Regions from separate parts of the Homo sapiens genome. Here all the other regions are linked to region 1. A link is a loop called in an ENCODE intact Hi-C map of the cell type or tissue named here. Cell type or tissue: ascending aorta. All regions are shown on one strand. Each heading gives the region's core, and the rest is flanking DNA. Links, peaks and the distances in the headings are about the cores only.

What was found. Peaks named below come from ENCODE experiments on the same cell type or tissue, not always from the same donor. Only the 100,000 strongest peaks of a DNase experiment are listed, where the experiment ranks them.
Region 2: a loop joins it to region 1, with 3 times the contacts of the local background. A loop is called at or near these places in 14 of 110 quality-filtered maps.
Region 3: it touches region 1 in a loop (2.6-fold over the local background); 2 of 110 quality-filtered maps call a loop at or near these places.

What each region holds. Positions count from the first base shown.
Region 1 is chr4:141,340,632-141,351,797 of GRCh38, forward strand. No RefSeq gene overlaps it. Among named protein-coding and RNA genes, the nearest start is that of LINC02432, 14 kb to the left of the region's middle. In ascending aorta, for the core only: a CTCF peak has its summit at 5,682; DNase peaks (open chromatin) are centred at 5,772 and 7,726; H3K27ac peaks cover 1,852 bases.
Region 2 is chr4:141,647,285-141,658,450 of GRCh38, forward strand. It overlaps IL15 (interleukin 15), which reads left to right. Exons shown (of 8, transcript NM_000585.5): 2 at 8,902-9,023. Among named protein-coding and RNA genes, the nearest start is that of IL15, 16 kb to the left of the region's middle. In ascending aorta, for the core only: a CTCF peak has its summit at 6,961 (motif pointing left); a DNase peak (open chromatin) is centred at 6,967; H3K27ac peaks cover 5,351 bases.
Region 3 is chr4:141,481,926-141,493,091 of GRCh38, forward strand. No RefSeq gene overlaps it. Among named protein-coding and RNA genes, the nearest start is that of LINC02276, 90 kb to the right of the region's middle. In ascending aorta, for the core only: no CTCF peak of the experiment used is centred there; a DNase peak (open chromatin) is centred at 4,836; H3K4me3 peaks cover 1,183 bases; H3K27ac peaks cover 775 bases.

The DNA.
Region 1 (11,166 bases), core at 1,337-9,336:
TGGCACATCCAATTAAGGTGAGCACTAGGGATTGCACGTGAAGCATTGCTCTGACAATTACTGGCCACAGCATCTCAGCATCTCAGCTTGCCCAGGGAAGGCACTGAACAGTCCATTCTTTCCAATGAGAGAAAACCACACTTGTTATTTAACTAGGACTCTATCTGGTAATGCAGAATTTTTTATTGCTCTTTATTAGCCTCTTGTAAGATACTACACAAATTTAAGAACTCTGAAAATTATGTGTCCGTCAGAGCATTTATTTATGCCATGTCTGTAATCTCCAAAGGGGTGCTCCTTAGTCATGCATGTGTCATGCCATGCGATTCTATGTATCCATTCAGATGTTATTGGATAAGGGTGGACAAGTGAACCAAAGGAAATCATTGACATAGCAGAAAAGGTGACAAGACAATGCAATTTCCTTTCTCTCGAACACGAACTGAGAGGGAAGGCAGTTAATGGGTGGAAGTGGAGCAAAATTTATAGGTTGTAAGGTAGGAAAGAGTGGAGAGACTATGAAGGGCCACTTGCAACCCAAAGATATGAACAATCAGAAACTACAAGAAAGCAGATGCAATGTTGTTGAAAGTGTGGTATATGAACATTAGTTTTGGTCTGTTAACTGTTAGTTACCAGTCTGCAATAAGCAAAGAAAAAGAGAAGAAGCTAAGCTTTTAGACTGCATAAAAGTTTAACATTGCTGTGACATCCAAATGCATGGTTTTGTGTTTTATAAAAGTACTGGCCTATGATGGATTGAGATGTGGGGGAAGGATGTTCCTTTACTGTATATAATTTGAGAAGCACTGGATTAGAAGATGATGGAGTAGTGGATCGTGGTATAAGAAGAAGGAACCACTTAGAGAAGTGCAGAGTCATATTAATGACTGAGTTTTAACGAAGATTTGTGAATGGCTGTTGCTGAAGCCCTTAGAACTGCCTTGATCCTCAAACCATCCCACCATCTTATCCTATTTTTCTTGGGGTCTAGTTCACGAACTTTTCTGTAATTTGAGTGAGTTTCTGTTCCTTGTAACTAAATAACCAAAGAATATAAATGGAAGAAAAAAAAGAAACATTTACAAAGTTGTGCTGGGGGTTCTAACTTACTGTACCATAGGATCGAGGAATGTCTTTACATATTTTTTGGGTATATTAGGTTGTCATATCATTTTAAATTAGAAGTGTGTGAAGGAAACATCAGAATGAAAAAACTACTAAAAAATAGGATAAAAAATTTGCCAATCATGTATGTGATAAGGGGTTAGTATCTAGACTATATAAGGAACTTTTACAACTCAACAACAACAAAACAAATAGCCTGACTTAAAAATAGGCAAAGGATATGAATAGACAATTCTCTAAAGAAGATATACAAATATTTAACAAGCATATGAAAAGATGCTCAACATCACTAACATAAGAGAAATGCAAACCAGGACCATAACAAGATATTACCTCACACCCGTTAAGATGGCCACTATCAAAAAAATAGAAAATAAAAAATGTTGCTGAGGATGCAGAGAAGTTGGAATCCTTGTGCCCTGTTGGTGGGTATGTAAAATAGAGAAGACATTATGGAAAGCAGTATAGAGGTTCTTTAAAACATTAAAAATAGAATTACCATAGATACAGCAACTATACTCTGGATATATATCCAAAAGAATTCAAAGCAAGAACTTGAAGAGATGTTTAAACAGCCATTTTACTTACATCACCATAGCCAAGAGATGGAAGTAACGCAAATGTTTATCAACAGATGAATGGATTAAAAAATGTAATATGTACATACAATGGAATGTTGTGCAGCCTTAAAAAGGAAGGAAATTCTAAAATATGTTATAAACAGTGATGAATCTCAAAGACATTGTGTGAAGCAAAATATACCAGTCACAAAAGGACAAATACTGTATGAATCTACTTACATGAGGTACATAAAGAAGTCAAGATCACAGAAGCAGAAAGTAGAAAGGTCATTGCAAAAGGCTTGGGAAGTGGGAGAGAAAATTAGTGTTAAGTGGATATAGGGTTTTAGTTTTGCAAGATAAAAAAGTTCTTGAGATCTGCTGCACAACATTGGGAATACACTTAATATTACTGAAGTGTACACTTAAAAATGGTTGAAATGGTAAGTTTTATATATATTTTTTACTGCAATAAAAGAAAGAGTCTGGGCATGGCAGTTCACATCTGTAATCCCACTTGAGGCCAGGAGTTTGAGAACAACCTAGGCAATATAGCAAAACTTCATCTATTTTAAAAATTAAGAAAGAATTAGCTGGGCATGGTTGCATGTGCTTGTCCTAGGCACTTGGGGGGCTTAGGTGGGAGGGTTGCTTGAGGCCAGGATATCAAGGTTGGAGTGAGCCCTGATGGGGGCCAGGCAGAGCAAGACCCTGTAAAAGAAACAGAAAGAAAGAAAGAAGGAAGGAAGGAAGGAAGGAAGGAAGGAAAGGAAGGAAGGTAGGAAGGAAAAATAAATGGGGGAAGAAAAGGAGGGAAAGAAAGGAAGAAAAGAAGGAAACTGGTGGCACAGTCATTCAGCTATTCAGGGCATATCATCAGTTTGTACTTGATCTTACCCTGAGACTGACCCCTGGAGCATCTGTGTTCCCTGGGAATATTGTAAAACTGAACAAAATATATAGCTAGGGATCCCAATCATTCTGCTGAGATTTTTTTTTCTTTGCTAGCCTTAGTAAAAAATTGAATGCTTGGGGGTCTAGGAGTTTTTCCCAGTCTGAGACACAGAGGTGGGAGACACTGAGGAGCTCCGAGGAGCTGTCATGAAGGCATCTGATACCACAGGGTTATTCGTCACTGTGTAGCAGGTCGGTCCCAACTGTGGGGAGCCCACACAGAAGGTAGGCAATGTGTTTGACCAATGGCATGGTGGGATGGTTTGGAATGGTTCAACATGGCAGAAAGGAGTGATTAAAAAGATAATCAAGAGAGATAGTAAACACAACATCTGAAGCAGAGGGAAGCCAGGATGCAGGTGGCATCTGAAATTACTGATTGATAAGGCAATTCCATACTTCTTCCCTTCTTTGAACTAAAAAATCTGGGATATTTATAGATACCTGAGAAGGAAGAAGGGCTGACATCCTGTTAATTTTTAGGCACTGCTCTCAATCTGTTGGATCCACAATGTTTTTTAATTCAAGAACCACCTGAGTTACCATTACAATTTGTTTTGGGGGACAATGAAATATGTAGACTCAGCCAGAAAGAAGGGGGTTAGGGGACTCTTAGCTGTGGGTATGTGGATAAAGTTAAGAAGGTGAACTGAGAAATCAAACAATTGAGAACGACAGATGCCAGACTCAAGAGCATGAATTTATCCTATAGGCCATGAGGAGCCAATGAAGATTGCCATGTAGTGTAATGACATAGGGGAAGAAAGATTATACAATATAGATTTAGATTTGATCCATGTGTGCAGGATGGCTTGGGGTTCATGCCAGAGGATCTGGCATAAAACCTTGTCTAACTAATGGGGGCCTTGATCATAGATGTGAAAGAAGAATGCTAAAGAGTAGATGTGAGGGACATGAAGAAAACAAATGTTAGTAAGATTGGGGACAGATTGGATGTCTAATTAGATGACTTACTCACTTTAATCTCTTGTATTAACTTTAATTGTTAGATACAACATATATTAAGCTACAATTCTATTAGTTAGTACGCAGAGTGAGTTAAATAGGCCATCACACATCTTTCAAGAGTTTCTAATTCAGAATAGGCAATCATAGTTTTAAAAAGCACACAAAACAAATTATGTAAGAAAATTAATGATTAGGAAGAGTCACCTTAAAATAGTGTACATTCTGAGTTACAATACATTTTAAAGGAAATGCAGTTTTATTGATTTCAAGTTTATATAGAACTAGGAGTTCTAGGTTAATATTAAGTAGAAGAAGTTCTGTTTTATTAACAGATAACATTTTAAAAATTAATATTAGTATTAATAGGTAAAATTTTTCAAAATAATTTTTAATCATAAAATTTGTCCTATCCATTTAAAAGTTTGGGATAAATTTGGTCAGAATTTAAGAAGTTCTTTAAAATATGTAATTATATTTGATACAAGTGTAAGATAATTTAGAAACCCAGAGAATAATATAAAATTCTGGGACTAGGATATTAACATTTCTAATGGTCTACCAAACCATCTGGGCAGCAATTCTAGAGGAGGAATTCAAGGAGTTGTTTCTGGAGTAGAAGAAGAAAAGTACTTGTAGGTTTGAGCCCGTGCCTCCTATATATTTGTTATGGACTGAAATGCAACCCCACAAAATTCATATGTTGAAGCCCTGACTCAGTATGTATTTGGAAATAGGGCTTTTAAGAGAGTAATTAAGATTAAATTAGATCATAGGTATGGGCACTAATCCAGTAGGATTGATGTCTTTATAAGAAGAGAGAGGGACACCAGAGCTCTCTCTCTTTCTGTGAGTGCACAGAGGAAAGGCCACCTGAGAGCATGGTGAAAATGTAGCCGTCTCAAAACAGACCAGTTCTGAACAAGATGTTAGTGGTCATTTTGGGATTTTCTCCTCATCTTTGCTAGTTGAAATCTTAGATGGTTGAATTTACATTATAGCTTCATGAATTAATTGAACTTACTTTAATTTAAAAGAATAGTGAAACTGGCTGGTTTTCAAAGCACCTCTGACCTCTAATATGTTCCTCTATCACGTGGACTTGTGTTGTCATAATTAAGATTTTACCACCCAGAATGGTGGGCAACACAGAGATCTGGAATATTTCTTCTTCCGTTTCTTTCTTTCTGTTTCTCTGTCTTGTATGATAGTGACGAGCATGTACTTATGAACTTAAAAGGCATAAGGAAAAATTAATATTCACAGAAGTAGTTGAAGTATACATGCCTTAAAAAATCTGTCATATGGTTTGCAATTGTTTCTTGTATTTATTTTTAAACTTTGCATTAAAGAAGCTGACATTCCTGTGGCCTTGGAACTAGACCCCAGCTTTCCAGGAAAAGTAATTTTTTATGGCAATTAGATGGCTTAGACCAAAGCTTTTAACAACTCAGAGTCTGTCGAACAAGAAGATATTATCTCAATTCCTTTGTTAGAAAAGAAGATTTAAATTTCATTATTACTTCTTATCCATTTGGGAAAATAATGCTTCTGGTAAAAATGCCATTATTGTGTATGTTAACATTTAAGATTTGCACATATAATTCTGTCATAACTCCTCTAAGCCTGATCAAGCCAAAAGATGAGTATTGGGAATTACTATTTAAAGAGGAATCAGTCAGAAAAATGCCTGAGTTACATTTATTCAGATTTTAATCAATTAATTGTTCATTTAATAACTTGCTTATTTATTTTTATTTACTAGGTACCTATATTATACGTAACACTATGGACAAATATAATAAAAATCAAAATGTGACACTACTAGAAATAGCTTACTCTAAGTCAATTTCCTTCCAATAATTTTAGGGCAAATAGATGAATTCTGATATTTTTTGTTAAAATAACTCTTCATTTAAAACTGTTGGTGATTCTAGCCTTCTCTTGAATCTTGTTAGAAAAGGCATATGATTGTGGCTTTGAATTTAATTTTACAAAGTGAGGTTTTCCAGCTTCATAATAAACTACAGACCTCATTTCCAAGGGAATCAGTCATAAAGGATGGAGAGTAAATATTAATGTTCCAGTTCCTAAAATGTCCTTTAGATGTCTCTGTTTCATATCTCATGTGGACCAATACAGCAGGCCACTGGGAAAGACATTGCCTGAAGCTGGCTTCCTGACAAGTTGAATTTGTCCTCAAAGGACAAACGAAGCTCTTTGAAAATAGAATTTGACAAAGTTAATGAAAGAAAAATGTAGATGATGGCATGCAAATATATCATTACTACTTCATAATATTTTTATAACCCAAAAAATCATCTATAAAGGGGAGATGTCCTTTTCTACTTAGCTTGCAGACAATTCTGTTGCATAATATAAATTTAACACTATTTGGTTTTGTAGTGCAATCTGTGTTTTTATTAAAGCATATTCATTCAAGCTGGTCTTGAAAGAATCTTGAATGAACAGTAGAATGAAAGCTAAGATGTGATATTGATAAAAGGGGACTTAAGTAAACATCTAAATAATGTGCATTGATAAACCTTAGCCTTTCTCCCTCTTAACATACAGAAAGTGAGTAGGTGTGGCTTAGGTCCAATGGGCAGTATATTAGGGGATTTCTCTATGGAGTAGTTGATTGGCTAAAGGGAAAAGATCTACATACTCTGAGATTTCTGGGTTTTAATCACCCTACAATGAGGCCCACCAATTCAAATGTTCTGCCACCCAGACAGAGCTACTGATTGGTTATAAATTTGAATAGGTAGACAGGGACCACTAGACATGTGAAGAAAGCATCTCATTTGAAAGTCAGAGCCAAGAGCAAGATGAAAGGAACTCAGAGGAAGTAAAGACAGTGTAGGAACAGAAGAAAAAAATGATAAGATAAATATCCTAGGGAATGCGGGAAATATATTTTACTTCTGAAGCAATAACAGGGAGCTATAAAAATAAAAGAATAAGAAATTCATAAGAAAAATATTTTCAGCAGAAGTAAAAAAATTTAATAGAAATACAAAAGATAAAGTGAAGACTCTTCCAGAAAATTAGAACAAAAAGAGAAAGACATAGCAGATAAGAAAGAAAATATTTTAAAAAAATCAGTCGACCAAATCAGGGTCAAAATGTTTAACTATTATGTTTTCAAGAAAGAGAATAAAAATCAGAGAGAGAGGGGAAAAAATCTTCAAGAAATAATGTAGGAAAACTTGTGAGTATTGAAAGCTTTGAATTTCTAGGTTGACAGCCATCTGAGTGCCCAAAAATGAATGATAGAAAATCTGCATCAACACATAACAACATGAAATTTCAGAACCGTGAGGATAAAAAGACAACCCTAAAAGTAGCCAGGTAGAAATAACAGGTCACATTCAAAAGATGGTACTCAAACAATGGAGAAGTCCCTTCAAACTTGTAAGGAGAAATGAATTACAACCCAGAATTACAAGCTCAGCCAAGCTATCAATCAACTGTGAATGTAGAATGATATTTTCCAATATGTGGGATCTCAAAAAATGTGCATTCTGTTCATATTTCTCAGAACACTATTATGTACTTCATCAGAAAGAGGACCAACAAAAAGAGGAAGCCTCTGCATCCAAGTAAAAGATGCTACATGACAGGAGAGGGATAAAGGGACTATCTAAACGATGGTGCAGGGAAGTCCCAGGATGACAATTGTGTAATGAATCTGAGAACAGTCAGTTCAGGTCAGAAAAATTAGCCCAGAGAACTTCAAGTAGTATGTTTCCAAACTAAACAGAACTGATACTACCCAGTGCTGCACATTTGATCGCTGAAAATTATACTTCCAACAAATCAAAGATAATCAAAATACTATTTTTGTCTTGCATCGTCCCTTTATAATTTTTCAGTGGTGGGATTTTTTTTTTACTATTTTTCTTATGAATAAATTTTCTAGAAGTCTACATAGCCAATGAGCTCACTCCTAGAAGCTATAGAGCCCTGGAGGCAGAAACAGACTAGCTGTTTACCAAGCCTGTTTCTTTTTCTTCTGTTGCACAAACATAGTGTTTCCCAGCTTCTCTTGCAGTTTTGCATGACCACGTAACTGAGTTCTGGACAATGCACATGTAAGAGGAAATGACATGGCACTTCAGGGCCATGGCTCATAACAAATCTTGATACAAGAGGCTTCTTGTTTTTTCTCCTATCAGATTCATGCAGAAATGAACCTAGTGGCTCCAAAAGCTGTATGTTAATGATGGTGGAACCCTAAGGTGGAAAGAGACTGGGTTTCTAAGTCACTGCTTGGCGCTTGCAGCATAGTCAACTGTGAATCAAGAACAGGCATGTCAGGTGGTAAAAAAGTATACTTCTATTGTCCTGCCATCACAGCACATCTAGCAAAACTGTCCTCTGGAGACCTGGAAGGCAAACCATGTTTCTAGTCAGCCTATGGCTTGGGAAAGGGTTTGGAAAGTCAGTCATGGGCTTTACCTTGTGTTTCCAGCAAAGTCTTACTAAAAAGGGATGAGCTTAAGAAAGACTTGGCTATTTTGAAAGCAGAAATGAAAGTGAAAAGAGAAAGACTGAAAATTTGGGCCCTTGAATTTGAGGCTTCAATCTTAGATATACTCTCAATATGTCAAATAGACTATCCAATTCCAGACCATAAATAAAACTGCATTTGGTTTAATATCCCATCTCAATGGCTCACCTGAAGTGGACCAGCTGCTTCCCGTGGAAGAGGGGCAGGTAATTTTTCTATCCTCTTGCCCACTTATATGCTACTTATAAGTTGTCATTGCTGTTGCCATGGGAATGGAGTCAGAGACTAGAAAGGCAAAGGATGCAGGGAAGTTTATGCTAGCTCTGATACTGTAAGATGGGCAGATGTCTGCAGGTGATTTTCCCTCTTTGGGTTGCTTTGGTGGCTCTGCAGGGTCACCCCCTGTGGGGCTCATCTGGCTGCAACAACTGCAGCTCTCTAGCCCAGTGCTCAGCCCCTGGGTTTAGGGAACCACTATCCACTCTCTATTTTGGTTAGAGGCTCATTACACTTCCAGAAAGTCCTTCTTGGACAGAGCTAAAGGTGGCCCCCAGCTAGCTCTCTCCTGAGGTCCTCATCTCCTCCACCAGAAATACTTTACTGCCCAAAGAGCTCACCAGTTGCCCCTCCTGCTCCAGTAAGCCTGTCAGATGCCAGTCTTACCCTCTCTCAAGCTCCAGGAGACTTATCTCAAACTCTCCAAATTGGCCAAGTGAAGCCCTTTTTGCAAAAGATAGCACTCCATTGCTCCCCTTGGAGAAGGTGAAACTCAGTCTAGCAACACATGTAAACACACACCCCTCTTAACAAATTGTTCTCATCTCCAATATTTGGACCCTTTTGTATTCTTCAGTGGGTTTGGAACTGCCCAACTGGTTCTCTGATAGCTCCTTTGAAAATCTACATTTTGGTTTGACAATTCTCTTTGGAATTTCATATATTATATATTGTGGTGAAAGCTGAAAATTCCAATTTAATGTTAATGAGGAAAAACTCACTGTTTCCTCTACTCTCAACACTTCACTTCTGACACCAAATGTGTGGGATATATTTTTCCCACAGCAATCAGTTCTCTCTGGATGCCACTTATGTGTCCTACAATTCAGTTACGGTACTATCTACCTTGCAGTTAGTGCAGACCCCATAGGTTGAAGGCTCAGTCCCACAAGACTGGGCCCCCACCCCAACCCCTCCACTTCAGATGCCAGTGGCATGGCTTGGATATCCACATTACCCATAACATTTGTCCAACTTGGCTACAAATGGAAGGTTTACACGACTTTCTCCTGAGGTTTGATATTTTGCCCTGATGGCTCACAAAACTCAGGGAAACACTCACTTATGTTCACTGCTTTATAACAAAGGATATGATGAAAGATGCAGATGAACAGCCAGGTGAAGGCGAGGTCCTGAGCACAGGAGCCTCTGTCCCCATGATGCCAGGGTGTGCCACCCTCCTGTCCTGTGGATGTATTTACCAACCTGGAAGCTCTCCAAGCCCTGCCTTCTAGGGATTTTTTATAGAGGTTTCATCATGTAGGCATGACCAATTATTAACCCAGTCTCCAGCTCACAGTTTGAATTATGGCTTGGTGTTTCTGGAAAACAGCCCTCATGTTGACGTTATCCAGCAGTCCGCCAAGTGTTGCCTTATTAGAATAAAGGCACTCTTATTACCCAGGAAATTCCAAGGGATTTAGGAGATCTGTGGCAGGAACAGGAGGCAGAAACCAAATGTATATTTTTTATTATGTCACAACATCCTGTTACACTGTATCAGAAAAAGTATTATACCTCTCTTGGAAGACTGAGGGAGATAATTAGTAATAGGCACAAAGAAATCAATTATATAATAAGACTATTGAAAATTAAGCAATTTAAAATTCCACATAAACTGAAAAGTTGTATAAGAAAGGAAATTGCCTTCTTTCCCTTGCACCCCCTGCTGTACTACTACAAGCTACTCCTTGACTCATCATTCAGGGAATGTGAGTAAAGGGGATGGGCCTCCTTACCCCTAAATATTCTTAGCAAATTAATGTGGAGGTGACAGACTCAAAAGGTGGCTTTTCTCCTACCAGGTTGCCCATCCCAAAATAATAAAAGTAGCTAAATAAAATGCATTTCTTTTTGTAATTTGGTGTCATTGTCCTTAAAAAAGTGAGGCATGGTTACTGAACTCTTTGCCCATCCCATTTCTAAAATTGAAAACCTCAATTTCAATCCTGAATCTGTTCTCTGGCTCATTCTTCCTGACATCTACTTATTATACAAATATAGTCAATCTTTGGCTGGTTCCATGACTGACATCTTAGAACATCAAAATTAGGAATGGTATGGCCAAATTGTCATCTTAGTCCTGAAATATGTTATAAACCAAACGTTGGAAGAGAATGAGCACATTCATAAATAAGAATGGCTAGGTCTATAAAAGTTCCCCACCTTTTTTCATCTGCAGAAAATATTTATTTTGCAGGTTAGGGTTTTCCATCCGTCAGAAAAAAAGAATGGCCATTACTGTTCTTTTCACTTCACACAGGCAGACTCATTTGCTCTACTTTCTGTGACTATCACTGTTTTGTTTGTTTGTTTGTTTTGTTTTGTTTTGAGACAGAGTCTCACTCTGTTGCCCAGGCTGGAGTTCAATGGCACAATCTCGGCTCACTGCAACCTTCGCCTCCTGGGTTCAAGCAATTCTCCTCAGCCTCCCAAGTAGCTGGGAATAGGCGTGTGTCACCACGCGCAGGTAATTTTTTTGTATTTTTAGTAGACAGGGTTTCACCATGTTAGCCAGCCTGGTCTCGAACTCCTGACCTCAGGTGATCCACCCGCCTCAGCCTCCCAAAGTGCTGGGATTACAGGCGTGAGCCACCGTGCTCGGCTGACTATCACTGTTAATAGCACATCTTATGCTGCACTGTAATGTTTCTGCACTGTAATGTTTGTTAATGGCATGTTTCTCACTGTAAGATAACTCCTTAAGATTAAGGCTTTTATGCATCTTCATGTTCTCATGTTTAAGAACAGTGCTTGGAACACAGA
Region 2 (11,166 bases), core at 2,219-10,218, 310 kb after region 1:
GCTAACACATGGGGCAAGGTAGGGGAATGGATGAACTTGATTTTGGAAATATCACGATTGAGTTAAAAGTGGAATAAACTACTTAAAATGTCCTGTAAGTGATTAGAAGTACTGGATTGAAGATTGGATAAGCTATTTGTACAAGATTTGGGTTTGTGAATTAAGTAAAGAATTATTGGTTAAAACAAATGGTCAGGATATTTCCCCAGGAGGCAAATGTATATATAGATGGCTTAGGGTCACATAAGACAACTAGAGGGACTGTCACTGAGCTAAGCACCCTGAAAGAGGAGATATTCGGGAAGGCCTTCGAGGAGGAATTGACCAGCTCCCAGGTCTTCAAAAGAGAAGGCTAGGCTTTTTACACCTCCTAGACCTTGCCTTCCTGTCATACTTGCTCTGTCTGCTGCTCTCTAGAGGGATTTTAATCCCTCATATGCTTATTCTTACATAGGGATCATCTTTAAAGACTCACTTTCTCTGTGACGTTTTCCTGGCGAGACACTATCTTTACCTCCTGTCTTGCCTGACACCTTTCCTTTGTGTGTTCTCCACCTGATAGATACTTCTCTCATAGTATCTGCAGTGTTTCACTGTATTTATCTGTGTTCATATTGCCTCTCCGGCAGGTAAATGATAAAGGTCATAGATGAGAAGAATTGTGATGGTGGAGTTGGAAGGGCTGAAGTTTGAGAAACACTGCATTCTTATGTGTCTAACACCTTGTCTGGCACATAGTAGAGCTATAATAATGTTATTCTTGTTGTCAATGATCCAACATATATTCCTGAGGGGTCAAGTTAGATCAGGTTCTGAGAAAAGGAGTTTGACCATATTTGACTCATAGTATATTACTGGTGATCACATGGCTTTTGGGAAACTATTCACAGCATATTTCCTATTATCAGGGTCAGGAAGGGAAATAGAATTTTCTGGGGATGTACTTTGGGCCAGGTTACAAATAGAATCTTTAACTTCCTTATTAGGAGTATGAGTTTTAGAGAACTGAAAACAAATACGTTTGTTTAATATTTTGTGCCAGTTTTATTATAGAGGGGATAATTTTATAAATTTGCAAAGTAAATGCTTCAGTAAATGAAAGGAAATTAAAACAAGGCACATCTTATTCTCTAAATTCCTTCAAACAGAAATCCTTTCATTTTCTTTATTTTATTTGCCGAGTATTTTGAGAAGTTATTTCAGTAGGACAAAAAAGATGAGAGAAATTGTGTGAAAATAATAGTATTGCGGAAGTTTAATTTATTTAGTGTCTCTTCTCCTGAGGGTTTAAGAGAAGAAATATGGTTTCTTCTCTTGTTATGCTGTTAAAAAAATTTGCAGTTACCTCAAATATCAGATTAAAATCTGTATTTGGTATCTTTAGATTCTACTCCTGAAAAGCAAGATCCTTGTAAAGAACCTCTAAAACTGGAAAGATGTGATTATGCTGATGGCTTATTTGACTTGATATTGAGGCATTCATCTTCTAAACCTTGGCCTTTCTTAAGTCAAACCATATTACTCTGAGCCGCTGCAACTTATAAAGCATGGCTTCCAGGCTAAGGTGTTTAAACCAAAGAGGCTAACAGCACACCAAAAGTTCTAAACAATAGTGGATATTTATTGATCACTTTCTCTGTACATGGCTCCCTGCCAAGTGCTGTGAAGGATAAAAAGACGCAGCACATTTGATTCTCTTTAGGAACTTATTGTCTCGTGGAACAATTATTGTTTGCATGTAAACAGCTGAGTGTCCAGGATACTGAACTACTCTCTGCCCCTAAACACAACACACTTCCTTTCATAGCCAAATATTTTGACATGTTTCTCTCATTGGAATGCACTACTTCATCCAGTATCTCTTCCGTGCCCCCTTCTCCTGACTCGCCTGGTCCAGAAATCTCAGTCTGATAATGCCTTCTCTGGGAATATTGTCCTAAATGTCCAAAGTTGGGTTAGGTGTCTTTCATTCTTAACTTCATTCCATAAATATTTCAATAGTTAACATTTATTTTCACCCATAGTCCCAAGTACGTTAACATATGTAGCATTCTCAAACTCATGAGATACTTTCCTTCCCACTTTTCAGATAAGTAAACTGAAGCACCAGGAAGTGTGGTGACTGGTGCAGGGACTACCAGTAGGAAGTGGTGGAACTGGAGCTTGAACTCAGGTTTCTCTCTCAAGCATGCACACTTCCTATAGAGGGTGCTACCTTGCTGGTGCAATTAATAAGAATTATAAAGATTAAAAGAGAGGAGGTGAAATTTTCATTATTTATAGATGAAAGCCATACAAATTAACAAGCTACTAAAACAAATGGGAGAGCTCAGAAAAGTTGCCAGACCAAAGATTTTTAAAAATCAATAACATTTTTCAATAGTAAATAAAGCATTAGCTAACATAACACAACAGTAAAACAAACCAGCAACACAACCTTCCCCAGTAGGAGCACGCTTGCTGCAATTAAATATGGTTTATTTGAGGATTGTCTGGATGGCTCAACATCAGAAAATCTATCAAAATAATCTTAAGGATATAGGAAAAGTTAGTGTCAAGTTCTGAGAAGAATAAAAATAGATTGGATTTTCCAAAACTGACTAAAGTATATCTATGAAAAATCTATAGTAAACAACAAATTTAATACAGGGCTCAGAAAAACATTTTTTGTTTTACATTTTGGGAGACGATGAGGATGCCAGTGTTGGCACAACTATTCAGTAAAGTGATGAAGACAAAAATAATAATCACCATTCATTTGTATTGAGTGTTTACCTATGTGCCAAGCAGTATAAAAGCAAAAGTGGTGGATTAGCCATTGGTGCAAGGAGATGGTGAAACTCCCATCTTCCTACTCCTCCAAGGTAGAGGTGATAATTGAACTACAGTGAGCCAGGATGAAATGGAGTTGTCACAGAAAATTGTAACTAGGATGCTTAATTTATTGTTCTGACCCAGAATGTAGCTATTTGGACATAATGGAATGGAGCAAATTACAATATAGTAGAATTTGGGTGGTACCAATGATGGTGTAGGATAGTTAGATCTAAGCTGTGAGATGAAAAAATCCCTCAATGTCTACTAGTAACTGCGCTTTAGATATAGTCAATACATATGGAGGTGCAAGCCCCAAACATACTGTTATCATGGATTTTATGGATGAAGCAGAGCCCTTTTGAAATTGAAGTTAATATGGAGAAGCAGCACAATGCATAGCATATGCTTTGTGCTATGGTAACTGAATGAACTTCTGGTGAAGAATTAAAGGAGGGATCCAAAACACATTGCTAAATTTCAATTTAACCTCTTTATGTAAAATTGAACAATACATTTAATTTCTCTGCACTTATTATTCTCTTCTTGAAAATTAAGATAATTAGACCAGAGAAAATCCCTTTGGTGTTGAATCTGGTGGTTCAGGAAACCAACATAACATGGATGGATTCTATCATATGCTGAGATTTTCAACCTGTCATCTTTATAGATGTTACTTAGGCACTGGAAGGGACTTTAGACACCTCCAGTCTAATCTCCGTATTTTAAAGACAAGGTAACTGACACTTAAAGACATAAAGTACCTTGCTAGTGTCACATAGCTGTTTAAAGGCAGAATCAAGCCTAGGGTCCAAGTCTCTAGACCCCAGTCCATTCCATGGTTCTGGTAAGATTAGGAAAGCTCCACATTTCATCAAGAAGTTCTCAATCTCAATTTTACATGAACTATAGTTTTGGAAATTGTAATATGTTAATGATGAATAGATGGGAATGATGGTAGTCTGTATGGAGTATAATAAAAGAATAGATGAACACTTCCACCATTATTTACACAACACATCCAAAGAGATTCCACAGTGTGCGTGTGTGTATATATACACACCATATATATATATACACACACACCATCTATATATATACATATATATAAACACATATATATACACATACACAATGAAATACTATTCAGCCATAAAAATATTAAAATCACGTCTTTTGCAGCAACATGACGGAATTGGAGGCCATTATCTCAAGTGAAACAAATCAAAACAGAAAGTCAAATGTGGTATATTGTCACTTAGAAGTGGGGGCTAAGTGATGTGTACACATGGACATAGAATGTGGAATAATAGTCATTGGAGAATCCAAAAGGTTTGGAGGATGGAAAGAGGTTGAGGGATGAGAGATTACTTAATTGTACAATGTACATTATTCTGGTGATGGTTACACTAATAGCCCAGACTTTACCTCTATGCAGTATAGCCATGTAACAAAACTGCCTTTGTATGCCTTACATTTTATTTTTTTAAATGAATGTTGTGGTCCCACCACATGGACCACATTTAATGTTAGTTTCCTAGAAGTATGTTTTATAACTGAATAGAGATAATTTTCTATATTGTATTCCAACCCGGATGATATACATATATATTCGGTAAGATTTTTCAATTTTCTTTGTTCTCACTCCGTATTTATCAAAAATTAATTTTATGAATAATTTGGTCATGTAAGTTAATAATGCAGGCTTAGTTACTCAGGGATTGCTCTGGAGCAAGAAAAAAGTTACTCACTTCTACCTTCTGTACCCCTTCATCTTTCACTCTGCCACTGCCAATAAAACCCTCCAAAGAAATCCGACATCTTAGACTACAAAAAATGCAGCCATCTTGGGAAACCTGTAGCAAGTACACCCAGCAGAAAGGGTCAAAATCTTAAAGATTGTGACAAATCTGTAATCCCACAGAAGGGATGAGGCATGCCAAGTGTTTGATGTCTACAAAAACCATTTTCCTTAGACAAAAGCTGAAAGGCATAGGAGAAGTAATATAAAGCAGAAAAAATGAAAAGCAAAAATTATAAAGAAGACAAGAATGGCAATCTATTTATAATAATAGTTTTGATAACAACCATTTAGATAAGAATAGTTAATGAGGCCAGTGAAAGAGGAGATAAAGTACTAAAACGGACTATTCTCCTATTGTGAGGACAGGATCTCTGTTAGCTCTGTCTCAGATAATTTGTACAGCCCAAGTGGAGAAGGAAGAACCAGCAGTGCTATAAAAGATAAGTTCTGCTGTCCAATCTAGGGAGAAAAAAGCAACCACATTGACCACATTAGAGCTCAGGAGTCCAAACACTGCTAGTTGCCAAATAAACTTTATTAATAGAGACGACCTCCCCCTTAGCAGTTTTATAAGCACTATTGCTTTTTTATATAGACTTGAGAAGGTTAGTTTACTTGTCAGAAAGTAGGCCAGAAAGCAATGTTTTAGAAACAAGACGTTTGGGACTGCTACAGAGATCCAATGCTCAGGCTAAATCACGTGATACATTTCATGTGAAGCTAAGTATTTGGAACAAGAGATGCCAGAGGTCTAATCAGCAAGAATAATAAACAATTAGAAGAATGGCAGCCAAGCCTAGAGAAACTGTCTGGAGAAAGAGTACTGGAGGATTTGTGGTCTAATGTGCATTTGTGCTTAGTAAAAGATTAGCTGTTCCTAGATTTTTAAATTTAATTTTAAGTGTTATTCCTGAGGATTATGGTAATCGCATCTCTTTGCTTCTATAAGGGATTGGTGAGAAGCAGTAGCAATATTTGAATCCAGTTATTTGTGAGTGGGAGATGTACTATATCATTAGGTGTCATTTTCACCGAATACGTTATTATCAGCAGGTAATAAGAAATGTGCATCATTACAAATTCTCATCTGGTATTTTGTGCTCAAACAGACAAGGTATGTCTTCTGTGGCAGCACTGAGTGATCACATAGAGACTGGTGTCAAAAAATGGCTCTTATAAATTACAGGATACATTTTAATAGTTAAACAATTATCTAAAGAGGCACCACTGGAAAATTGTTTAGTAACAATTGGCTGATTTTTATGATGAAGGATAATTCAATTAAAAAAATTATTTACAGCCTCCTTTGGTTCAGAAACTGTGCCATGCTTTGGGCATTCTAAATGAATTTTGTCTTCCAGGAGTTCATCTTCTAAGCAGCTTTATGGAGAATGTCATAGTTTTTTCCCAAATTTTCTTCATATATGATTAGACAAAATATTTAAATCTGTGCTACATAATATTTTGTGGTATTTTGATTTTAATTTTATGAGTGGATAATACATTACCATGGTTTAAACTTCAAAAGTTTCAAAGCGCTTTCCAATTCCCTTCTATAGATGCAACCAGTGCTATCATTTTCTAGTGTATGTCCTTGCAAATGTTTTGTGCAGACACACAAAAATGCACGTATATATTTAACCATCCCCCTTTCTGAAAACAAATACACACTGTCGAGTTACCTTTTTCTTTTTACTTTAAAAATACACCTTGGATATATGTTCATGCTAATATTAAAAAAAACTTCCCATTCTTTTCTATGGATGTATAATATTACATTGCATGCATGTATTATAATTTACTTAAGCAGTACCCTACTGATGGACATTTAGGTTTTTTCCATTCTTTTGCTATTACAGGAAATATTCACATGAGTAATTTCAACACTGATATTCTAAAGTGAGCTAGAGTGACTGCATTCCTGTTTCCCAGCCCATATTCCATAGAACACAAGTCTCATGAGATGTTCAATATCCAAAAGGGTTCTATAGTTAAATAACTTTGATTAACTCTGGGTATTTGTTGATGTTTATAGTGCATACTGTCAAATTAAAAGAAATCTTGCAATAATCTGCTTCGATGTAATCCAAGTGTTTCCTGACCTCACATTTTCTCAAGGAATGGAATACACTATTGTTTTAGGTCAGGTTCTTGGGAAGCAGACTGAGATGGAAATATACATGCGAGAGGCTTACTGGGGCATGTTCTAAGGAACAACACCTGATGGAAGTAAGGGCAGATCAAAACAGGGTGGGCAGAGGGAGAAGTTGGACTGTGATGCAGTTGGAACAGTGGCCTCACTGGATCCAACAGGGAGCCCTCTAGAGGCAGGATGGCCCTTTGGGGATGTTACAGCTCTGGAAGGGAAGCAGGCCAGATTCCTGGAAGGGAAGCAGGCCAGATTCCTGGAAGGGAGAGCTTTCTTCCATTGAAAGCATTTATCAGGAGGGGCTCAGCTATGAGCTGTCAGCTGGAACAATGAATTTCATTGTTCACTACAACTCTGTATAGAATCTTCAAATTTTTAAAGGAAATGCTTATCAGTTCCTAGAGTGTCTTGCTGGTCAGAGCAAGTCACTTGGTCTCCAGGGACTCAGTTTCTTGCTGTATGAAATATGGATGCTGAGCTGAAAGTTCTTTAGAGTTTATAACATTCTTTGCATCTATTTCCATTTCAGTATGTGCTAATTGAATTCCAAGGTCAGACATAAGTTTTCCCCAAGACATACTTGGCCATATAGAGGCCTATGATGTGGATAGATAAGCTCTAACTTTTTAATATTTCTGCTGTGCAGTTATGGAAAAAAAGTGCATTGTTATAATGCTTTCAAGTATGTGTTACTTAACTTGGGGCAGACTCTTGGGGCGAAGGTGCATAAGAGCTGAATTAGAGCTTTTTATTAAAATATAAAAATATATTTTTAAAATATTTTGGTTACCTCTTGTTGGGTGTTTGCTGGAGAAGCTAGCTTGCTATCTTCCTAGGAACATTGGCCCATATTGATAAAATTGAAGAAATATACTGGCATAGGGTGTAAAAGAGAGAGGAGCATAACTGGCTTTAAAGCACATTCTTAGGAGCTCTTATTTATTCTCCTTTTAGAAGCTCAGGAAGCAAACAGGTATAGACAAACAGCTATAGCAATTTCTCAGGGACCTTCCATTTGGGAATCAGATGGGTCTAAATGCCCATCCTATGTCATTTATGGTACTTGTGAATTTCATTCTCATGCTCCTGCAGGATTCATCAATTGTGGTTGTTATTGATGGAAGCTTGTTTCCTGGTAGGAGTGGGGAAAGGGCTCAGGGAATGGGCCTCTCTTAAGTGTGCCTGGTAGAGTTAATGAAGGTTCATAAAGAGGATGGAAAACATATCCAAGAAAAAGAAAATGTTCTTTAAGATAAGGAAATGGGAAGTGAAATCAAATTTAAGGCGGTATTATACAAACATGATGCAGAGAAAAAAGCAAAAAGAAAAAAAAAAACAATTCTAAGATTGGTGGCTGTATGGGTGTAAGATCAACTTTTAAACTGAATGTAAGTTTTTCTAAAAAACCTTAATCTTTTTCTTCAACACAAAGCTTCATGCGGATTCTTGGATCATACTGAAATTTGATTAAGATGTTTCTTAATTTATTTTATAAAATAAAAGTTATACTACTTTACTTTTTTAAATGGCATAATAAGTTGGATTACCCTTATAAAAAAACATAGAAGTTACACTGTTTTTAGGTTTTCTAATTAAATAATCTGTTGCCATATTTATACCCCCGAATCACATATACCTTAAAATATTATACTATATTATGATGTTGTGTTTTACTACTTCGTATTTGAGTGGAGACTTTGCCACTTCACTTTTAGAATAAACGTTTACAACTTATTTTCAACACCTTCTTCAGACTTGGTCAATAACTTAATATCAAACACACAAATACACTTGACATCATGTGTGCTTTGTGATATTTTGTGATAAAGAGAAAGACAATTTACTAGAGAGCTATATGAAGCATTATAGGTTTTAAAAAATGATATATGATTTTTTTCTCCAAAATGATGTAGCTTTAGTCAGCAAGGACATGAGTTAAATTATGGGGAACTCTGAGGATTGTAGAAAAGATTTCCCCAAGAAGTTCAGTCTTGACTTATGCAGTTTTCTCCATATGAGTCTTCCTGTTTTTTTATAGCATGATCAGGTATGTAGGTAACCATAAATCTGAGGAAGGGAGGATTACTCAATACATAATTATTAATCCTCTTATCCGTACCTTTGACTCTTACAGAATCCATTCCAATATATGGCCATGTGGCTCTTTGGAGCAATGTTCCATCATGTTCCATGCTGCTGACGTCACATGGAGCACAGAAATCAATGTTAGCAGATAGCCAGCCCATACAAGATCGTGTAAGTAAAGTTTTAAAAGTTTTATCATGCAATACAGATACTTTTATATAATAGCATAACTAATAATAAGGAAAATGTGGCAAAACAGGTGAAGTTATATATACTCACAGCTTTTAAAATGAGCATCTTGGTTTAAAAAATATACCCTTTGTTATTGCATGCTTAAAGCATATATTTGAAGGCACAGAATATTGCACATAATTTTTTTTCTGAAAAGAGCCACTTAGTAAATATTATAGGCTTTGAGAGTCAAATGCTCACTGTCACAATGAGTCAACTCTGCCCTATTACCTGAAAGAAGCAATAATCGTGTAGGTGTATGGCTATGTCCCACCAGAAGTATTTACAAAAACAGGCGGCTGATGAGGGTTGGCCTCTGGGTCATAGTTTGATAGTTTGTCAATTCTAGGCATATAAAATGACAGAATTGTGCATATCACTTTCTGTATATTACTGGGTTAATTTTGAAAGAACTTGCGTGCTTAAAATTAAATAATAAGTGTAATCAAACTATCTAATTTTTGAATGAGTTTATGTAAGGATATTAGAAGATAATGTAGATTAGATTTTTTAAATGACTGAGTCTTTTAAGGAGTATTTTAGAAAAATGTAAGGTCAAGTTCAGTCTCGATAACTAAACAAAATATAGTAAGGTATAACTTGATGATGGAGATATGTTCTAAGAAATGCATTGTTACACAATTCTGTTGTGGGAACATCCTAGGCTGCACTGACACAAACTGAGATGGTATAGCCTATACATGCCTAGTCTATATGGTATAGCCAGTTGGTTCTAAGCTACAAACCTGTACAGCATGTTACTGTACTGAATACTGTAGGCAATTGTAACACAATGATAAGTATTTGTGTATCTAAACACAGAAAAGATACAGTAAAAATATAATATAAAAGATAAAAAATTATATCCTGCATAGGCCCCTTAAGATGGATAAATTTTACAATACTGGAAGCTGCTCTGGTTGATTCAATGAGTGAGTGGTGGGGGAATGTGAAAGCCTAGGACATTACTTCACACTACTGTAAACTGTATAAACACTGTACACTTAGGTCCTACAAAATTTATTAAAATATTTTTCTTCTTTTAATAATAAATTAACTTTAGATTATTATAATTTTTTAAAGTTAAGAAACAAACATTTTCTTTAACTTTTTGACTTTTGTAATAACACAACTTAAAGCACAAACATATTATACAGCTGTACAAAAATGTTTCTCTTTACATCCTTATTCTGTAAGCTTTTTTTCTGTTTTTAAAAATTTTTAATTTTTACTTTTTAAATTTTTTTATTAAAAACTAAGACATAAACTCACACATTAGCCTAGGTCTACACAGAGTCAGGATCATCAACATCACTGTCTTTCTCCTCCACGTCCTATCTCACTGGAAGGTCTCCAGGGGCAGTAACACACATGGAGCTGTTATCTCCTATGATGTCAATGCCCTCTTCTGGAATATCTCTGAAAGGTACTACCTGAGGCTGTTTTACAGTTAACTTTTAAGAAAATATAAGTAAAAGGAGTACACCATACAATAATGATAAAAAGTATAGTATAATAAATACATAAACCAGCAACATAGTTATAATCAAGTATTATGTACTGCATATAATTTTATGTTATACTTTTATATGACTGGCAGCACAGTAAGTGTGTTTCCACCAGCATCACCATAAATTGAACAATGCACTGTGTTACGACATTATGACGTCGATGTGGTTTGGATTTGTGTCTCCATTGTTGGAGGAGGGGGCCTGGTGGGAGGTAATCAGATCATGGGGCAAACTTCCCCCTTGCTGTTCTCATGATAGTGAGTTCTCACGAGATTTGGTTGTTTAAAAGTGTGTAGCACCTCCCCCTGCTCTCTTTTCCTCCTGCTCTGGCCATGTAACACATGCCTGCTTCCACTTCATCTTCTGCCATGATTTTGTTTCCTGAGGCCTCCCCAGTCATGCTTCCTGTATAACCTGCAGAACTGTGAGTCAATTAAACATTTTTTTCTTTATAAATTACCCAGTCTCAGGTAGTTTTTTATAGCAGTGCGAGAATGGACTAATACAGACATCTTTGTCACCAGCTGCTAGGAATTTTCAGCTCCACTATAATCTTATGGGACCACCTCATT
Region 3 (11,166 bases), core at 1,631-9,630, 140 kb after region 1:
TAAGATGGAGGGAAACCTGGTTGTCTACCTCCATCTCACCTTTTCCAGTGTAGAAACAGTGATTCAGGGGGACATTTTCTACTTGTTTGTTGCTGGGAAGATTTGAGGGAGGGGCATGATGGATATGGATGTCTGATTCTCTCACTGTCTGCTTGGCATCTTTTTTTTTCGCTTCTCTGTGGCCCCAGGAGCTATCTCATCCTCATATTTGGGTTCAGAGATATTGTTGGTGATAACCTTGATGCCATATATTTGGATTTGTTTTATTTTTGGGGGGGTTGGAGAGAAGGGGCAAGTGAAGCCAGCTTGCTTCTATGCCACTATTTTGGAACTGAAATCATTTCTTATTTCTGTTGAAAGCCACATCCTTGGTTGATTAATCAAGTAAAATTTGCATTCGGCTTTAGGGATGTACAGTCTATGGTATCATCAGATAATTTTCATAGATTACAAAATTTCCTGAATTATCGTCCTAACGCTATCCCCTAGGGTAGGGAGTGAAGATGATAGAGGAAGCATCCCTATTCACTGGCAGATGGTAGGGGAAGGGGAGATAGTTCTAATTCCATGCTCTTAATTTAATTTGAAATGTCTATACAATGTATACAGATTATCCCTTTTTAAATATATGTAAAATACACAGCAATATTTTTAGAGCGTAGTCCTTTTTATGTGGGTGACTTCATATTGTCTTCATTTCTGACTTCCCCTCTCTTCAAGGCTCTTTGCAGGATGCCACTGAAAAGCTCTGAAGACATGACATGTTTTAGAAATTATCATGATAATTATTAAGGTAATTAAACTGAGTTATTTCCATTATTCAGTTGTATGTACCATACCCTTCTAAGACTAATTTATCATTATTTGGCATCCAATTACACAATATAAAAGGAAGAGAAGCTTCCAGTCAATTAAGCAAACAAGTTCTATGTGTAATTTTTTATGACACCTTTTTCTGACTGTGATTACAAAATTACGGTGCAAGGAAGCTCAAATTTAATCAGCATAAATCAAAAACTTTCTTAGAAGCGTGAGAGAAGAATGATCATATCTAGTTATGTTATTTTTTAAAAGGGATTTGTTCAATTTAACATATTGATTGTATATGTGTTTTTAATAATCATCACCATTATTTTCATTATTGATGGTCTATAAATGAGAGATTGAAACAGGATTAGAATGACTGGGCCAGTGGCCAGTTTAAAACTCAGACAACTAAATTTTGGAAGAACTTTACCAAATGCAGAACACAAATATTGTGTGCCTAACATGAAATGTTTTGTTAGGTGCTTCTTCTCATCTAAACTGAAGTGCCTTAGTGATTACACATAGGAGTTAAATGACATAGTAAGAACACAGGTTAAGGGACAGATCAGTTATAAATTTATACAAATGAACTTTCTTACTACCTTGTATGTTTTGTATATTTATTGTCAAAGCCTGGTAAATATCCTGTTCCATATTATGTCCAATCAGTTCATCTGAAACCCATCCAGTTTCTGTGACGGTTGGCTCTCCTTGATGACTCTCAATTCCCACATTTGCTTTGGATCCACTGCAAGGGCCACATACATGTTTGTTTGTCTCGGTCAGTTTTTTGCAACATTTTTACTGAGTGTGATGGCACGATCAGCAGAGTGTTTAGATACTGGCCGAGATTTCTTGGCCTGTGATTATGGCATTATTTCAGTATATCTTGGTAGGGCCTATTTTCATCAAGATTTACCCTCATGGTGAGAAGTGAAGCCAGCTGGACTTCTTGGGTTGAGTGGGGACTTGGAGAACTTTTCTGTCTAGCTAGAGGATTGTAAATGCACCAATCAGCACTCTGTGTCTAGCTGAAGGATTGTAAATGCACCAATCAGCACTCTATAAAAACACACCAATCAACACTCTGTAAAATGGACCAATCAGCAGTCTGTAAAATGGACCAGTCAGTGCTCTGTAAAATGGACCAATCAGCAGGATGTGGGCAGGGCCAAATAAGGGAATAAATGCTGGCTGCCTGAGCCAGCAGTGGCAACCCTCTGCAGTCCCCTTCCCCACTGTGGAAGCTTTATTCTTTCAGTCTTGACAATAAATCTTGCTGCAGCTCATTCTTTGGGTCTGCACTACCATTTTTTTTTTTTTTTTTTTTTGAGACGGAGTCTTGCTCTGTCACCCAGGCTCGAGTGCAGTGGCCTGATCTCTGCTCACTGCAAGCTCCACCTCCTGGGTTCACACCATTCTCCTGCCTCAGCCTCCCGAGTAGCTGGGACTACAGGCACCCACCAGCACAAGGGGCTAATTTTTTGTATTTTTAGTAGAGACGGGGTTTCACCATGTTAGCCAGGATGGTCTTTATCTCCTGACCTCATGATCTACCTGCCTCGGCCTCCCAAAGTGCTAGGAGGGTCCGCACTACCTTTATGAGCTGTAACACTCACCACGAGGGTCTGTGGCTTCATTCCTGAAGTCAGCAAGACCACAAACCCACTGGGAGGAACAAACAACTCCAGACACGCCACTTTAAGAGCTGTAACACTCACTGCGAAGTTCTGTGGCTTCACTCCTGAAGTCAGCGAGACTACAAACCCACCGGAAGGAACAACCAGCTCCGGATGCGCGCCACCTTTAAGAGCTATAACACTCAACTGTGAAGGTCTGTGGCTTCACTGTTGAAGTCAGCAAGACCACGAACCCACCGGAAGGAAGAAACTCTGGACACATCTGAACATCTGAAGGAACAAACTCTGGACACACCATGTTTAGGAACTGTAACACTCACTGCGAGGGTCCATAGCTTCATTCTTAAAGTCACCGAGACCAAGAACCCACCGAAAGGAACCAAATTCGGACCCAATGGTACTATGTTAATTCTTCTACCAGTCAACAATTAAGAGCAACTGTCTTGCTTGTAGCCTCAGCAACATATTTTTGTCCCTCGGTTAAATGAAGAACAGCCAAAAAGATAAACACTATAATTAACTGCAAAAAGGGTTCTCTATATGTTCAAATTGTTTTCTAGGTATATTATATTAATTAAATGTGTTACGAAGCAAGTTTTCCTTCAACAGACATATAAAATAAGGACTGTGGCAATAGCTTGCTTTGCTGTATCCAAAGTTACATGTGGTTTTATCTACATTGTTTTAGAGTAATATTTTATGCAGTTTGTAGAGACTTTTTAGCCTGATTACTCCCATACCTTATGTCTCTTTCAGATATTTCTTGAAGTAACTACAGTAAAACCATATATATTTTTAAGGACTAGGTCATATAGGTTGCTTCTAGATTTGCTGAAGATATAATATTTAAAATTTATTATAAAACAAAAATAGGTGCTCTTTATTATTGCATTTCCACCTTCTTTTTTTTTTTTTAGACGGGTTTTGCTCTGTCACCTAGGCTGGAGTGCAGTGGCATGATCTCGGCTCACTGCAACCTCCACCTTTGGGCTCAAACAATCCTCCCACTTTAGCCTCTCGAGTAGCTGAAACTACAGATGTACCACCATCTCCAACTAATTTTTTGCAATTTTTTTTTTTTATAGAGACAAGGTTTCTTCATGCTGCCCAGGGCCTGGTCTTGCCTTGGTCTATCAACATGCTAGGATTATAGGCATGAGCCGCTCTGCCTGGCATTTCCACCTTCTTTATGCAGTACTATAGTCTTTTCATGTATAAGTTTTAAGAGCTAACTTAAGGTAATACATATAATATTTTGAAATATGTAGCTAAAACTAGTGTTTAAACACATAACAGTATTACAAGTTCTATTGAAGAGTTAAACAAACTTAAATGATCATGATGAAATCATAATGGGATATCATAGCAGAGTTAGTAATTACCTTATTTGGCCCTTAATATTCTGGCTTGCACTGAATTTTTTTCCAAGTAGAAATTCTCCAGCTAAAAAGAACCTGCGATATCACTTATTCTAAAACTCCAGTTTTACACAGGATGATACTGAGATCCAGATGGATTCATCAAGTTATTCAAGATCACCTTGCTGGTCAGGAGTAGACTTAGAAACAAAACTGGCTCTGGTTAATAGAGCCCATGGACTGCGGGGTCAGCCAATCTCGATTTGATTTCTGATTTGTGACAAATGACCTAGAATTACTTCATTTCTTCATCCATAAAATGGGGATAAATGACCTACCATATAGGGCATTGTGCAGACTGATTTAATGAGGTGTATCAGTAAGTGACCAGTAGATTGCCCGGACGTCCAGCAAGCCTGACTTCCCTTCCAAGGCTCTTTGCAGGATGCAACTGAGAAACAAATATTTCTCTGTTTTTTTTTTCCCACTTCCCGTGGTTGTTAATCCTTTGTAAGATGTGATTTTAAGCTATTACAGGTTTCTGTAAGCAACAGGACTTTAAGAATTTGATCTTTAGGAAGCAATTGTAAATCATACTTTTACCATCTGTGTTAACTTGGATTTATCATTTCCAAGCTCTGAAATATAACCTTGTACTGATTATCAAGAGCTAGCTTGTGAAGCTTAATTTTAGATTTGGCATTCAAGTTTGAGTTATCTGAGGTAATAATATATTCCTCACAGCATAGCTTAAAAGTCCTGACCACTGTTTTTCATTCTTCGGCTGTGAATTATGCTAAGGTCCAGGAGTCACCAAGATGAAGCAAACAGAAGATTTTCTAAGTGCCATGGTTGCAGTTTTTAAGTCAATTGAGATTTTTCAGATGAGTGGAAAGTGAAAATTATTTCTTTCAAAACAGCTGGTAAGATGGGCATGGGATTTAGCAAGGCTCTGCTAGATTTAAGAGCCTTAGTATCCAGGAAAAGGAACGTTTTATTAAATAACAGACAAACTTTAAGGAGCATTGGCTGTGTGCCAGGCACTCTGCTAGAGAAAACCAACTTCTCAGCGGATTAAGCTATATGACTAAAGTCCTACACCAAGTATGAGTACTAAGGTAAGATTTTAAAAAATGAACATGTGACTCATAAGCCAATGCTCGTTTCTCTTTACAAGTCAAATTTCTGAATCAAACCTTGTTGTGGATCCTTTTACTAATACAAGCTCTACACTCAATCCAAAATTTCTAGGCTCTGCCAAGCATGGTGGTTCAGTCTGTAATCCCAGCACTTTGGGAGGCCGAGGCGGGCAGATCACCCGAGGTTAGGAGTTTAAGAACGACCTGGCCAACATGGCGAAACCTCGTCTCTACTAAAAATACAAAAAAATTAGCTGAGCATGGGGGTGTGTGCCTGTAATCCCAGCTACTTGGGATGCTGAGGCAAAAGAATCACTTGAACCAGGGTGGCGCAGATTGCAGTGAGCCGAAATCGCGGCACTGCGATCCAGCCTGGGTGATAGAGTGGGACTGTCTCAAAAAAAAACCAAAAACAAACAAAAACCAAAAACAAACAAAAAGTTCTAGGCTCAGAACTGAGAAGTCATTGTGTAGTTTGCACTAAAATGATAATATGTGTTTTGGCGGTTTGCTTGCAATCTTTGGCATTGCTTGGTGTGTGGCTGCCTCACTTCGGTCTCTGCCTTCATATTTCCATGTGTTCTCCCTATGTCTCTTCACATTGTCTTCCCTCTGTGCATGTCTGTGTCTATTCCCATAACATTCTTTTTCATAAGGATACCATTTAGGTTAGATTAGGGGCCCACCTTATTCCAGCGTGATTCATCTTAATTACATTTACAATGACTGTACCCCAAATAAAGTCACATTCTGAGGTACGGGGGATTAGAACTTCAACATTTCTCTTTATAGGAGTCACAACTCGACCTGTAACAAGGTCTAAAAAGCCAAAGTGAAATTACTTAATGAATTCAGGTCAGGATAAAAAGAAAACACTCGATCGTTTAGAACAAAAGAACAGCATGCTTGCCTGGATAACTGGAACGACGTGAGTATGGGTGATCAATTTGGGTGATGCCTGGCAAGTAAAAAAAAGATGGAGCAAACAAAAGGAAATTGAATAAAGAAAGGGAGAGGAGGTCAGAAAGAGAAAGGGGACCAGGAGAAAGATCACATAAACCCCTCATTTGCAGACCGTCTGAAATTCTCCTTGTTCTTTTTTTTTTTTTGAGACGGAGTCTCGCTCTGTCGCCCAGGCTGGACTGCAGTGGCGCAATCTCGGCTCACTGCAAGCTCCGCCTCCCGGGTTCACGCCATTCTCCTGCCTCAGCCTCCCCAGTAGCTGGGACTACAGGCGCCCGCCACCGCGCCCGGCTAATTTTTTGTATTTTTAGTAGAGACGGGGTTTCACCTTGTTAGCCAGGATGGTCTCGATCTCCTGACCTCATGATCCACCCGCCTCGGCCTCCCAAAGTGCTGGGATTACAGGCGTGAGCCACCGTGCCCGGCCTCCTTGTTCTAATTGTGGATCTGCACTGAGCTTGACTACACAGCTCTAATCTATTGCACTGTCTTTCCAATTATAGCTAGTTTATGAGTTTAATAATTACTCACATCTTATGTCCACCCACTGAAGAGAAATGTGTCTTTAGAGTCCTTTTAAAATTGGATGCTTCTGCTGCTTTAAACCTACAGGAGCTTTTAATTTGGACCATTTGTTTCCTAGTAACGAGAATCGGTTTTGTGTTCTTACGTAAAACCCGTAGCCAAAAGTAACAATGTGCACACCCCTGATGTGAATTAGCTCAGTAGGACATTATAGGGCACAGGATAGCTGGGTGCTGGGATGTTATTGTTTCTACAACCTTGGAAATTAGAGATGAAACATCCCTATTCAGTCATCCAATACATCTTTCTGCCAAAACCAAATTAACTTTAGTACTTTTCTTTCCAGGACTTTGTATAGTTCATGTTTTAAAGCATCAAGGTCATACAATCTCTGGGAAATCTGGTCTATCAATGTACTTTATGGTGATGCAGTTAAAGAACAGGTTCATTATGGCTCATCAAGGACCAGTGTACCAATGTATGAGAATGAGAACAATATAAATTAATCACTTTTTTACTGTATTTTGTGTTGAATTTTGTTTACCGTTTTTAAAAAATATATATTACCTCAGTTCTTGCTACATCCTGTGAGATAGGCAAAGCTGTTGTTTTTATGTCTCCTTAACAAAAAAATAAATTGAGGATCATATGTGGTGAGGATAAGACTAAAACTCATGTCATCTGTTCATTTTTTCATCTGTTGCTTTTACCATTTACCTCATTGCCTCGGCACAGTATGAAGTATTCCCAGTTTCCCATTTTCATTCTTGAATGCTAAATAGTTGCTTTGAATAAAAATTACATAAAATTATATTAAAGAAAGTAAAATGGTTTGGCTCTGTGTCACCACCCAAATCTCATCTTGAATTATAATCCCCACATGACGAAGGAGGGACCTGGTGGGAGGTGATTGAATCGTGGAGGTAGTTTTCCCCATGCTGTTCTCATGATAGTAAGGGAGTTCTCATGAGAGCTGATGGTTTTAAATGTGGTACTTCCTCGCTTTTGCTCTCCATCTTTCTCCTGCTGCCATGTAAGACGTACCCTGCTTCCCCTTCACTTTCTGCCATGATTGTACCTTTCCTGAGGCCTCCCAGCCATGGAGAACTGAGTCAATTAAACGTCTTTTGTTTATAAATTACTCAATCTCAGGTGGCATTCTTCATAGCAGTGTAAAAATGGGATAATACAGAAACTAATTAAACAAAGTCATGAAATGTAAGAAAGACAGATCTAGCTATGATGATGAAGAGAGGAAATCATGAAAGTCATTCTAAAATGAAAGGATTACTTAACATATTTACAGGGCATACTTAGAAGGATTGCTTAAGCAATTTTATTAGAGCTGAAAGACATATGTTCCAGAGAAAACTATATCGAAGATGGAGTGAAAGATTAAAAGCACTGTTGATCACTGAGATTCCAGCCACGAGCCTTCTTTTCTAATCAGGCTCTTTTCCTTTATTCACTCCAGTAGTTATCACATTACACTTATTTCCATGGTGAGGAAGAGTAGAGAACAAAGTATTTCCTGTTTACACAAAAATAATTTGTTAATTACTAGTTCTGAGACACTTTAAAGGAAAATGAAAAAATACTGTAAAAGGCAGTCTAATGACTAAATCTAATTTAAACAAATGAAGATATTGAACATTCAGCTTTTAAAGGGCTTAGATATGGTAAAGTCAGTTTGAGTTCAGTCAATTCTCAAATTCAGGAAATTTAACAATCAGTTCTCAATACACCAAAATGTCTTATCACTTCATTTCATAATTTGAGAGATGGTAAATTCAGTGTTATTGCTAAGTGGCTAAGTAGAAAATATTTTAAAGATGTTAGAAACAACATAAGAAAAAAATCTAAGTCAATCACAACCACAAAATGCTCAAAATATCTGCCTTTCTTAGAGGGTAACATACAGCCACTTCTTTCTTTAATGGGGCAAGTGTAATTCAGCCACTATTTTATTCATTTATAATGTAGATATCAGTCTTTGTTTGAAAATCTTTCAGAGGATTGCTTTATTTCTTGCTGCCATCAGTAGATTATCATGTGTAAAACAATTAAATGTTTTTAAGCTCCTTGGTAGGTGATGAATTCCACTTGTCTCTTACTTTCTTTTTGAGGACTGGGATGGTGTTCTGGATCAATTACATCTGTTCCTATAAAGGAGTAGGGCTATTCAATCATATGTATCATTGATTTTCCAAACAATAAAGAATCTCAAAGCTTATCAATGTATCCATTCATGTATTTATTTACTTGTTTATTTAGATGACCAATATTTATTCAACATCAGATCCTGGGCCGGCTGTTTATTTTTTATTTTTTATTTTTTTGGAGACAAGGTCTCACTCTATCACACAGGCTAGGAATTAAAATGAGTTAGGGAGGAGTCCCTCTCTTTCTATTGTTAGGAATAGTTTCAGAAGGAATGGGATCAGCTCCTCTTTGTACCTCTGGTAGAATTCAGCTGTGAATCCATCTGGTCCTGGGCTTTTTTTGGTTGGTAGGCTATTAATTACTGCTTCAATTTCAGAACTTGTTATTAGTCTATTCAGGGGTTCGACTTCTTCCTGAGTTAGTCTTGGGAGGGTGTATGTGTCCAGAAATTTGTCCATTTCTTCTGGATTTTCTAGTTTATTTGCATAGAGGTGTTTATAGTATTTTCTGATGGTAGTTTGTATTTCTGTGGGATCAGTGGTGATATCCCCTTTATCATTTTTTATTGTGTCTATTTGATTCTTCTCTATTTTATTCTTTATTAGTCTGGCTATCAGTCTATTTTGTTAATCTTTTCAAAAAACCAGCTCCTGGATTCACTGATTTTTTGAAGGTTTTTTTTGTGTCTCTTTCTCCTTCAATTCTGCTCTGATCTTAGTTATTTCTTGTCTTCTGCTAGCTTTTAAATTTGTTTGTTCTTGCTTCTCTAATTATTTTAATTGTGATGTTAGGGTGTCGATTTTAGATCTTTCCAGCTTTCTGATGTGGGCATTTTGTGCTGTAAATTTCCCTCTTAACACTGCTTTAGCTGTGTCCCAAAGATTCTGGTACATTGTGTCTTTGTTCTCATTGGTTTTCAAGAACTTCTTTATTTCTGCCTTAATTTTGTTATTTACCCAGTAGTAATTCAGGAGCAGCTTGTTCATTTTCCAGCTAGTTGTGTGGTTTTGAGTGAGTTTCTTAATCCTGAGTTCTAATTTGATTGCACTGTGGTCTGAGAGACTGTTTGTTATGATTTCCTTTTTTTTGCATTTGCTGAGGAGTGTTTTCCTTGCAATTATGTGGTTGATTTTAGATTAAGTGCTATGTGGTACTGAGGAGAATGTGTATTCTGTTTATTTGGGGTGGAGAATTCTGTAGATGTCTATTAGGTTCGCTTTGTCCGGAGCTGAGTTCAAGTCCTGAATATCCTTGCTAATTTTCTGTCTCAATCTGTCTAATATTGACAGTGGGGTGTTTAGTCTCCCACTATTATTGTGTGGGAGTCTAAGTCTCTTTATAGGTCTCTAAGAACTTGCTTCCTGGCATTTGCTGTGAAGTGAAATATAAATATTTTTGCTGTGAAGTACAGTTTATTAAATAGGCAAATAAATAAACTTATCCTTTGCCAAAGAGTGAAGCACCATTGCTACTTTTCAAGGATGTTCTGTATACAAACATCCAGAATGTTAGTCCAGAGCAAAGGCAATCAATGTATCTGCTCCCAAGATGTGCAGAAACATAAGCAGCCCATGGAGAATGGCTTCCCAACATTTCCTGCTTTTCAGAAAACATACTTACTTGACCGTTCCTCTTCTGTATACTTAAATTCTCCTCTGAACCAGATGTTTTCCATAAATATTTATAAATTCTTGAATATCAACCTTCTTGAAAAGAAAAAAAGCAGAGTCACCATCTCCTCTCGAATTTCCATCTTCCTCTAGCCACGGTCGTACTTTCTTCTTCACAACCCTACTTCTTAAGCAAATTCTATGCTTGGCTCTCCGATTACAATCTGTTTGCTCTTTTGAAATTATAGACTGTAACGAGTACTGAAGAAGTACACAAATTACATATGTACAGTTTAATAAGCACCTGTGACCTCTACACAGGTCTAGAGACAGGACAGCACTGATACCTCCATGATCCAGTCATTCCTGTTCCAGATATGTAACTTAGAATACAGAAACTTGGACACATGTATCAGAATGTTTATAGCATCATTATTTAATCATAAAGAAGTGAAAATACCATCTGCAAAAGAATGGGCATATGCGTTGTACTCTCTTATAATTCTCCCTGTCGAAACTCATTCTCTCTTTCAATCAGTATCCAGTATCCTTACTTACATGGTAATAATATTGTTACTATTCCCTAAATACTACCAATATATTTTAGCCTTTCCTGGTTTTTGAATTTTATGAAAATAAAGTCATACTTTATATTTTTTGTGTCTTCTTTTTTCACTGAATATAATGTTTATGGAATTTATCTTAATTCCTGGGTCTAGCTGAGTTTTACAGCTACAGTTTCTTTTTATTCTGGATAGTGTTTTATTGTATGTGTCTTCTACAATTTATTTATCAATTCTTTTTTAGATGATTGCTTACAATTCTGTAATATTAAGCAAGGTTTTTATAAACATTCTTATAAATGTGTCTACAATATATACAGTAGGCATACCTAGAAGTGGAATTGATGCATTATTGCAGGGTCTGTGTATCTTTAATGATAATAGATCATGGCAACTAT